Regions from separate parts of the Homo sapiens genome. Here region 1 is linked to region 2. A link is a loop called in an ENCODE intact Hi-C map of the cell type or tissue named here. Cell type or tissue: CD4-positive, alpha-beta T cell. All regions are shown on one strand. Links, peaks and the distances in the headings refer to the core of each region. The heading gives the core; the rest is flanking DNA.

Region 1 (5,371 bases), core at 289-5,288, 98 kb after region 2:
GAAGTTTCTTAGACTTCTCCTCACCTACAAGAGCCGGCAAGGCTACTCTCAGACCATGTCCAAGGCTATCATAACACAGGGTCACCAACAGGGCACGAAACCTATGGCTGCCATGTTCAGCCAGGAAGAGCATGTTCCCATGGGAAAGCTTGGATTAATCTGATTAATCTTTCTAGGAAAGATTAGGAAACTTCTAGGAAACTTAAAGAATGTACTTTGCAGATGTCCCAGTAAATTAATTTTCCCGATTTCTAAACTCCTGATGTTTGAAAGCTAATCCAAACTAGATAGGGCCTAACTGACTGCTCATTAGCTCAGCCTATTAAAAGGCCCATTGTCATTCTCAGGACAGCCACATTTACTGAATATTTCATGCAATGCAAGAAGGACCAGAAGCAAAATATGTAACTCTCCTCTGTGTCTGTGTTCCTGACTAGTGCAGAGCCTGAGTCTGGCACAACCTTAAATCCGCACATTACTCCCGCACCAAAAAGCAAGCTGATGCAAGGTTTGAGAGCAGGGAAGGAGAGATTGTATTTTTAAGCAAGTTCAGAAATTTCTCCCTACAGTCTTGCGTGGCTGCTCTTGTTTTAACTTGTTCCATCACACCCACCCCACCCTGATTTTGTTAATTTTATTTCCTCATTAAAGGCTAAACAGTCTATCAAAAGAATGCCTCAAAACTCTCCTTAGGGACAAAAATGCAAACACAAGCACCATTTATCATGTCAGTGATCCTCAGTATCACACCACTAAAGGGGATGGAAGGCGGCCATTAGACAAACATCCCATTATCTCATCTACAAGCACGCTGAGTTCTGACCATGGACTAGAGTCTGATGAACGGTGGCGTGAGCAGAGAGAACAGTGAGAAGAAGACACATCTGTCCTTTGTTTCGTTGCATGGCCCTGCTTGAAGGTGCTCAAATGGGAAAATCCACTCCCGATGGCCCACAGGTGCTATTCCTCAGGTTTAACAGTCCTTAGCGATGTGGTTTTCAACACCAGCTGAACATCAGAACCACCTGGGAGTCTTTACTTTGCCAGATGTCCCCAGGATGTCTAATTAAAGTGGTTCTCTGTGGGTGGGACCCAGGCGTGAGTAGCTGTTAAAGCTTCCCAGGTGATGCTAAGGTACAGCCAGGACTGAGAACCACTGCCGTAGAGAAATCCCTCTGCCTCTGTGCCGGTACGTCAAGACAGAACTAGGTAGGGTCAGGGGCTCAGGTTAAAAATAGCACACTGCAGGGGGCCAGGCATAGTGGCTCATGCCTATAATCCCAGGACTTTGGCAGGCCAAGGCGAGAGGATCACTTGAGCCCAGGGGTTCAAGACCAGCCTGGGCAACACAGTGAAACCCATCTCTACCAAAACAAAAATTAGCCAGGTGTGGTGGTGCACGCCTGTGGTCCCAGCTACTCAGGAGCGAGGATCACCTGAGCGCAGGAGGTCAAGGCTGTGGCAAGCCATGATCACACCACTGCACTCCAGCCTGGGTGACAGAGTGAGATCGTGTCTCCAAAAAAAAAAAAAAAGCCATACTGACATCAAATCCACACACAACCAACTGTCAGACCAAAGACCCTGTTTCCTATTAAAAGGTATTTTTTAGGTGCTAGTAATTGTACGGGGTCTTCCTCACTTTTGTAAGGAGGCAGAAAGAACAGAAAAACCCTAATGTCTCCATTTGAGACTCAAAGCTCTCTTGAGGTTTCAGAGATGCCCTCTATCCAGCACAATCACCTCTAATACTCACCTTGCCCACACAGACTAGGCTAAGGAGAAAGTCAATGTACTGCCATCCAGTCCACACACAGCAGCTGAGCTCAACTGCAAAACTTGTTTACAAATAACAAGGTAATTCTAAAGCAGTCACATAATTTATTCCCAATGTCACCGGGATACTAAACCAAGACACATTGTTTCCAATGTCACCAGAATACTAAACCAAGACACACTGCATTTTCATACAAAGATAAGTCTTTAAACTACAGAAGCACAACCCCCAGAAGTCAGCAGTGGGGTCCCACGATCTCCTGGGAGGAAATGCCACCTGTGCTCCAACTTCATCTGGGGACATTTGTAGCCCCATGAAATGTCCTTAAACAGGTGACAGGTCATCCACATTAGGGTTGTTCAAAGAGAGACCCAGAGTATAAGAGCCCCAGGTTCTCCCCCCACACTGCATCTTAAAATCACTTTTAAAAACCCTGGCACCCAAATCATACCCCAGACTAAAACAGATCAGGATGTTGGGGGACAGGCCAGTGCATGGCAAGTTTTAAAGCAGTGGTTCTCACACTTTAGCACGTATCTAAATCCCCTGGAGGACCCGTGAAACTACAGATGACTGGACCCTCCCCCAGGGTTTCTGATTCACAGCTCTGGCCTGAAAATGTGCATGTCTAACAAGTTCCCACGTGATGCTGATGCTGCTGGCCCGGGGGCCACACTGTAAGAATCGAGAATCGAATCACAGCTTCAGAGGCGCCCCAGGTGGCTTTAGTTACTGCGGCCAGAACTCGGGAGCACTGTATTATTAAGAGTGAGCTCCTGGCCAGGGCACCAGGAGGAGGGAATTCTTATCCAAGCTCGGCTACAAGGTTTTTTGGACCTCAACTTGCTCTTGATATATAAAATTGAGGGACTGCATGAAAGAGATCCTAGGTTCCTTGCAGAAACAAAACGATGACTTTTTCAAAGGACTGCCGACACTAAGACACATAGAAAGGAAAAGGAAGTGGTCTCAGGGCAATAAAACAGCTTTTGAAATATAGGGGAAGGTAAGTTCTCACTCATGTGGCTTCAGTGCACTTGGAGACACACAAAGGATGTGGGCTGTGCGTGTGTTCTAAGCTGGTCATGCTGCTGCCCCGACTCACCTGTTAGAACCTTGCAGAGCTGCTCAGGTCTCTGGGCCTCAGCAGAAGGGCTGGGGGTCAAGGACCATTTGCGCCTGATCAGATGTTCTCGTCCACTGAATGGGCCCTGGGAGTTGTTGAGGGGCTGGATTAGCACCTGCTCCTGCCCAAGCTGAATGAGGCCAACCTGTCCAGAAAGGAGAAGGAAACGCGATGTCGGTCATCCTCACTCACACACGCCCATGGCCCCCCGGAGGGGCAGGCAAGACCACCTTGCTGTGATTTGGTTTTCCAGGTCTGGGCTCGTTTCTTTGCAGATTGGTCAGATTTACCTGAGCCCAAGAGTGAGCTTGTGTGTGACTTACAAACATACCACAGAGCAGCTGCGTTGGGGGTAGGGGTACAGAGACAGATACAACAGCATCCATTTTCCATGTTGGCTTTCAGAGAAGATGAACTACTTCATTATCAAATTTTTAATTTTAAAATTATTTTTTAAGTTACTTCAAAAATCATCCCCCCAAAAGTCCACCTGGGAGGCAACACTGAAATTGTTGGGAATGACATTTGTATCCCTAATGGAAAAATGTATCTTATCCCTGGGTATATTAAGAGTAACATTAGTATTGTTTTGACAGCATCAAAACAATTTGCCCTCCTTCAGCAGGCACCTGCTGCTAGTTTCCCTTCTTATGCAGAGTCAAAATGGTAAATCTCTCAAGGAAATCGAACCCAGGCAGGGCCAGGGGAGGACCTGGTTTGAACACTGATCGATGCAGTCAACATCCCCTTCTCCTGGGAACAATCCCGAACTGCCTTTGATCGCAGATTCAGGAGATCTGGCGGATGAGTCTCAGGGGGCCATGGCATCCTTTCTTGTCTCCCTCTTCCACCCTCACTTTTCAAAAGCCATGACACACTACACCCCTGGTTCTCAAAGCCTAGCGTGTGCCCAAATCACCTGGAGGTCCTGCTGGAGCCCAAGAATGTGCATTTCTAAGAAGTTTCCATGTAATACAGGGACCACACTTGGAGAAACAGCACTCCCCACCACACGCAGAGCTAACTCCAGTCTCAAGTATAAAACTCACTTAAGCCAAATGAGATAGACCCCAGCTCTACGTTCTGAAAGGATGCACCAGTACCAAGATTCCTGGAAAGTAAATCAGATCAACTAATAAGATCGCCTACAATCTTGCGTCCCCAAGATACAGGGTGAGGCCATACTTACCGCTCTAAGCATATTTCAAGGTTTCCATTTCATTAGAACTTTTGCCAAGAAAAACTCAAAGATTTTACTGCCCAAATAAAACTGTCTCAAAGTGGCACTGCATGACCTGCAGGAGAGCACAGCTTTCCTCCCTCTCCTTCAAAGTGAAAACTTGAGTTTGTTCACTAGGAAACTTTGGGGAAACTGAAGAAATGGAAGACGGTGGCCACAGTGGGATCTGCAGAGCTCCATCACAGCTGTGCGCGATGCGGCCTCGGTGCAGAACACCCGAAAACTGCCGCAGTCAAGAAAGAGTGGGCAGGGTACGGCACAGTGCCTGGGATGGAGCCCCGCGTGGGAGGACCCCCCACCTGCTCCCCAGAGGATACGCTTCACTCTAATGAGGGGCTGCACTCATTTGGAAACACCCTGGCTGTGGGTCAAAGCCCCCCCAGGATCTAGCACTTTCAAAGCTAGTTATTATTCGTTCAGTCTAGAGTTTGCATTCACAAACCCCGGCATAAAAAGCAGTCAGCTGTTAGTTCTAAGCTGATACAAATTTTTAAAGACAGGGAGATCTCACCTTGGTGAGAAATCCTACACATACACACTCATATACACATGCAAAGCATCACTTAGCACCTTAGGGAAGGTTTTTCTTTACAATTCTCAGGGCCCCCATGTGCTGGTTTCTATAAACTTAAGGAAGAAAACAGCAATGCTGGGGAAAGATGGATGAATGGACTAGTGGGTACTCGCCCCGGCAGCCACTTGCCCTCTTGGGCCCCGACCTCGAACAGGGATGTGGCCAGGCTAGCACCAGGAAGGAGGGGTTGTACAGGGCCCTCACCCTGGGAACCTGCGTGAGGAAGGGCCCTGCCTCCTCCTCCCTCACTGTCTCACTGTCCCCAGGTTCCTTCAAGCCTAACACTGCCATTGTCAGCATGCCACCAGTGGTCAAACGTCCTGTTGAGAAGTGCCACCTATGCATTACACACAGTCTCACCCCAAATACCCACCAGCCTTCCTTCTCTCTCCCTGACCTCTCTTCCCTAAATAAACCCCCTTCCCCGCAGCCCCCTGCACTCTTACATTCCAGCCCACTACCCCATGTTATAGGACCTTTTCACGACCTAACGGTTTGTTCCACTGAGGCAAGATCAGAATTATTCCTCCTGTTTTTGCCAATGTCTGCCACATAACAGTTACTCAGAAAGAAAAAATTCGACTGAAAATGCAGTTACGTGCACAGACTGCCTGCAGCCCCCTGGCTCAGGGCTTCTCATCCCCGGCTACCTAT
Region 2 (5,371 bases), core at 140-5,139:
GCACATCAACTAGCTCCAACTCACTCTGCCCCCACTGCCAACCACCCATCCCATGCTGAAGTCCTAGAAGTTTCCTGGCCAAGCTGCACGAGCATAACCAACACCGGGCACTTAAACATAACCAGGGGCATATTAACTGAGAAGACAACTCAGAATAAGTGGTTTTCTCAGTTAAACTTTCTCCGCAGTTTGGGCTTGCAGAAGAGCACAAACACGTCACGAATGACACCCGCGGTGCACGAAAGCCACACTTGCAGACCCCTATCTTTGTGGTACCTTCAAAGAGAACTCCACATTCTACAGAGCGTCCAGTGGGTCTCCACATCAGATGCGCATCCAGGGCTGAGGGCAGGCTAGATAGTAACAGATTCCTGTGTATAACTCTTTCCAGATGCTGGCTGGTACAGAGTTGGAGGAGAAGTCATCCATGCCATAGACACACGAGCTAATTCCAAACCTCACAGCAGGGAGGGATCTGAGGCCAGCAATGGTGCAAGGAGAGCAAGGGGTGGAGGAAACGGGGTTAGACTGGGATGGTCTGCAAATTGCAATGGCATCATAGCCGAAAAGTTCCTGAAAAGTCTAATTGTCCTGAGGCATCTTCATAACAGCTATCTCAGGCCTGACCACTGGGTTGAGATGGGAGTGACTGGCATTTAACACTTTTTTCGGGTTTGATCACTCAGCAAAAGCTTAGGAAGTATTGCATTTTGAATGAAAGCATTTATTGTTTAAATGAAGGCACCAATAGTGGGTAACGACAATGCTTGGAAGAAACAAAATTATAAAAATGAATTTAAACACACACACACCTAGCTTCGGAAACATGTCCACTGTTGATACCAAACACCTCCTGAAACAGGTGTTGGGACTGCCTGGGGACCCAATTAGGAAGCCATCACTCTGTCTCCCAGCAGCCAGGGGACAAGAACAGCCCACGGGGGGAGGAGACAGAGGGATTAGCAATAAAGCAAGGTATGTCTTGGAAGGCAGCCACCCTTTCCACCTGGTGCTGAGAACTCTGTTGGCACCAAAAGGAATTGTGAAGTTGGCAACCCCATCAGAACACAGAGAGAGCGCCTGCACATCCTGGGAGGAAGATAATCCAAAGCAGTCTTTAAAATAAATACTTCCATCAGGGAATTTAAGTACTTTGTATCTAGCAATGGTGTGCCTCATTATTTTCAGGACCGTGTTATGTTATGGCCTACGTTGCTTCAAATTCTGAACTCATGCCATTTGTCAAAGACAATAAAATACCAAAGGCACAACTACTTATCAGATAATCCAGTGGAAATTTTAATTGAGGCTTCAGTGTTAATTCCTCTTGGCAATGACCCCTATGTCTAACTCTCTGGCTAATTCTCATTTCATTAAAGACAATTCCCAGTGTGCATAAGCTTCTTATTTCATAAACCAGCCACTGGAATCCACAGGGGATAACTGCCTTCCCACAGGAACATCAGCACCTCCCATTCGCTGGCCTGACAGGGACCATGAATGAGGAAGAAAAGAATCCTGGCCAGTTACTGATGGTGATCTGTTTCCTTCTCCACTGACCGCCTGTAATCAAATCCTTTTTCTAAGTGTTACAGAAGCTGATCAGACTTGGGATAAAAAGGCCTTCTCCCAAGCTGATGTCACACAATGTGTAATTTCCTGGTGTGTCCAAGGGTTCTCAGGGCAGGAGTGAGTTTGGAATCACCTACTTGGCTGGTCAGGTGCCGGTTTTTCTTGAACTCACTCAGTCTTGTCCAAAAGGGTCTCAATGGTCTGTTGCCTCCTTCTGAGCTTTGGGTATGCATTTTCTGGCCTCAGATTCGCCCCTGATTGTATTAGGTCATCTTACCGTCATCCTCAGGAGAAGCGAATAATGTGTAGTAATTCCTCATCCTTTTTCTTCCTTTTGAGCCCAATTTAGGCTGAGCACAGACATAGAATAAATCTTGGCATCGTCCTTAGTCTCCACATCTAATTCCTGAACCTTCATTTTACTTGTGAATTATACTTACTCTAGAACTCAACAGAGTAACAAAAATGAATCACGGCGACCTTGCCCCCACTTGAATTGTCTTAGTGTCAAGACCTGTTTTCCCTCAGCTGAAGTAATAAAGAAATTGACACTTCCAATGAGATAGGCAGAAAAATTGGGTTGGGTTGGGGATACCTGGCCAGAGGCAGCTCTAGATTTCATTACAAGGCTCAGAATGGAGAACTTTCCTCACCAGAACTAGGCTAACCCTGGCCTAGCAGCGGAAGCCAATCCACCCGGGCAGGACACCTGCCTGCAGCATGGAGCCAGGGTGGGAGGTGGGCTTCCCCCTGCCAGCACCTCCCCAACTCCTCTCCTTCCCCTCAAGGCAGATGTGAGGTTCAAGTCCCGGGTATCGACCCATCATCCCTGGGCTCTGAAAGCCTGATGGAGATGAAAATAGTGCCAGACATGGAATGAACACTTGGTGTTCCCAGACTCACATCAAGTCATGCAGAGAGGTGACACATCCTCCCAGTAAACCCACCTTCTTCTTAACATGAAACACGCTGGTGGGACGTAGATGCCCAATCGGCTATTCCCTTCCCCTCCTTTTGATGGCAACGAAGGTCTCACGCTGGGCAGCCACAAAGGGCTCTGGCGGTAAGTGCAGGACACCAAGTCACCAGAACTGAAGTCTTCCTGTGTCAGTGGACAAGTTATGTGACCCCACCAAGCCTGTTTCCTGAATAGCAGGAGTGACTTGGCCATTTGGCCCATGCGGGACACCCTGCCCAGGCCCTCCTCTCACTGCCTCCTCACAGTTCTTCACACTGACACCATGGAATTTGCGTCTTCAGGTCTCGGTTGGAGGCGGCGCAGATCGATTCCACTGCAGCAGGTCTCACAGGCAGAGGCCATCTCACACTCCACCCCAGAGGAGGGACGCCGTGAATCTCCAAGGTCCACTGCCCCATGTCAGTTTTTAAAGGGAGAGTATTGAGGTATTCAGTAAATATGGGTTGAATCTGAGGTTCCTCTACCTACTGCACAGATAAAAAAGGGTGTTAAATGGTACAGAAGAGGCCAGGCGCGGTGGCTCACGCCTATAATCCTAGCACTTTGGGAGGCTAAGGATGGTGGATCACCTGAGGTCAGGAGCTCCAGACTAGTCTGTCCAACATGGTGAAATCCCGTCTCTACTAAAAAGACAAAAAATGAGTCGGGCGTGGGGACGGACGCCTGTAACCCCAGGTACTCAGGATGCTGAGGCAGGAGAATCGCTTGAACCCAGGAGGCAGAGGTTGCAGTGAGCCAAGATTGCGCTATGGCACTCCAGCCTGGGCAACAAGAGTGAAACTCCATCTCAAAAAAAAAAAAAATACAGAAGATTAACTCACTGAAAAGTCATATAAGTCGCCGTTTTTTAAGATGGTCAACAGGAGTCACAAACGGAACTGGAAATTCCCTAGCACTGTGTCCTGAGTCCTTCATCTCTCCAAATACCATTACAGGGCAGATGGGCAAGTTTTATTAGCTCGAAAAATATGTTTAAATGTTTTGATTAGTGAAATCAGTTGTATTAATAAAACTCATTGCATCTCTCATGTGCAGTCGATGGGAACACAGTGGGGGCGTGAAGATGCTGGGTCTGTGTTCCCATCACACAGGCAAAGGACAGAGAAACACGCAATGTCCAGCAATAACTGAAAACTAAATGGAGAGGCCGCTTCTGTCTCTCTGAGGAGATGCTCTTGAACAGAGACCTAACGGTGGGAAGAGAGCGAGTTATGGAGATGTCAGGGGGAGAGTGTGCCGGGCCCAGGAAGATTATGGGTGCCAAGCTGGAGATGGAGGCGAGCCTGGCAAGGGAAGGAGGAGGCTGAGGCAGAGGTGGCTTCCCGGGAGTGAGCACCAGGAAGAGAGGTTGGCAGGAGAACCCTGGGCCACATGTCCTGGGCGCCCTACTGTTCTGTCAGTTCTATCTTAAGTGTCTTCAGAAGCTGTTAGAAGATTCTGAGCAGGGAACCCACAGGATCTGGTTTGGGGCTTAAAAGTAACCCTCTGCCTGTCATGTAAGAAAAAACTGTTGAAGAGGAAGCTCCGTGGCAGGGAGGAGACCCAGCAGGCAAGGGCAGCACAGGCCTGGACCGTGGGAGGAATGGCCGGTGTGGTTCAAAGAGGTCTGATCGGGAATATATTTTGAAGGTGGAGTGGACAGGCATTGCAGATGGATTAGAAGTGTGTATCGGGCACCTTCAGAAACAAAGACAGTACAACAGCCAGTCGACTACTAGAAAGAGCTAATAAAACTCGCAGCCACCGTTTTCCACGAGGCAGACAGGCACTGTGCCAAATGCTTTACGTTCGTTCCACATTTGATCCCCAGGACACCGCCTGGCATATGGTAGTCCAGTCCTGATGCTACCAGTAAGGAAGATGAAGGATACGGGCCCACAGTCATGTACTGGGAAGGAGCAGAGCCAGCTGCCTCTTCAAGCCCCTTCTTGCACTCTGTGACCTGTCTCATTGGCCCCATCCATAATCCCTGCTTTTCCAATTCCCTCCAACTTTCCCACACAGGGTGCGCAAAGCTGGGTTTGGGGGAAAACGACTCCTTGGTCCAACACGTGACTGTCTTATTGCTTCCTCTTCTAGGATGAAAACCTCCTGGGGTTTCCACTTTATCTCAAAACATATGTTTACCTTGGCATTCGCAGCTCTGTGGCAGAGGAAACGCTGCAACCAGCCCGTAAGGCAGCCCCAGGGACTCCCCGACCACTCCTCTGACTGCTGCCTCTCCGGGAAACCTTCCATTCCATCAGCAGCTGAGCCAGGGTGGAAAGGAAGGGGCCATCCCAGCTTCTCCCAAGGCGCCCCCTCCACAGCCTATGCACAGCTGTTTTGTCCTGTTTGATTTTGTAACCACGGGGTAGAGGAGACAATAGAAAATATCTGGAATATTGTGCAACCAAACAAGAGAAAGGCAGTGGGAACATGAGGGAAGAGGCATGAATAAGCTGAATTGGCTTAAGAAGAAAAACAAGGTAATTATGTTCACGGAATAAAACCCCAGAATGCCACTGGAAGAGGGAAAATAGTGCTGGGCCATGACTCCTGCCTCAGCGATTCGAGAACAGGAAGGCAGACGCGGGCCCACGATGAGATAGGATGCAGGAGGTGCTCGGGGAGAAACGGAAGGGAGAAATGGCCTTTATCAGAAGCCTCTTCTGTCAGCAGTGGTGTGACCAGGATTCCATGTGCTAGAAAAGCCATGCGTCATGCTTGTTCTAGGAAGAATGTCAGTAGGGCTGGTGGCAGGCAAGGGCCTGTGCAGTGCTGGCCCCCTGGTTACTTACACAGCTGCTGGGCACCTGGCTTTCCTGAGCATGCAAAGAT

The links. Peaks named below come from ENCODE experiments on the same cell type or tissue, not always from the same donor. Only the 100,000 strongest peaks of a DNase experiment are listed, where the experiment ranks them.
Region 1: a loop joins it to region 2, with 2.6 times the contacts of the local background. A loop is called at or near these places in 5 of 110 quality-filtered maps.

The regions. Positions count from the first base shown.
Region 1 is chr15:100,328,007-100,333,377 of GRCh38, forward strand. It overlaps ADAMTS17 (ADAM metallopeptidase with thrombospondin type 1 motif 17), which reads right to left. Exons shown (of 22, transcript NM_139057.4): 3 at 2,883-3,048. Among named protein-coding and RNA genes, the nearest start is that of ADAMTS17, 11 kb to the right of the region's middle. In CD4-positive, alpha-beta T cell, for the core only: no CTCF peak of the experiment used is centred there; a DNase peak (open chromatin) is centred at 2,815; H3K4me3 peaks cover 933 bases; H3K27ac peaks cover 826 bases.
Region 2 is chr15:100,229,991-100,235,361 of GRCh38, forward strand. The region is part of intron 7 of ADAMTS17 (ADAM metallopeptidase with thrombospondin type 1 motif 17); the gene reads right to left. Among named protein-coding and RNA genes, the nearest start is that of ADAMTS17, 110 kb to the right of the region's middle. In CD4-positive, alpha-beta T cell, for the core only: no CTCF peak of the experiment used is centred there; no DNase peak of the experiment used is centred there.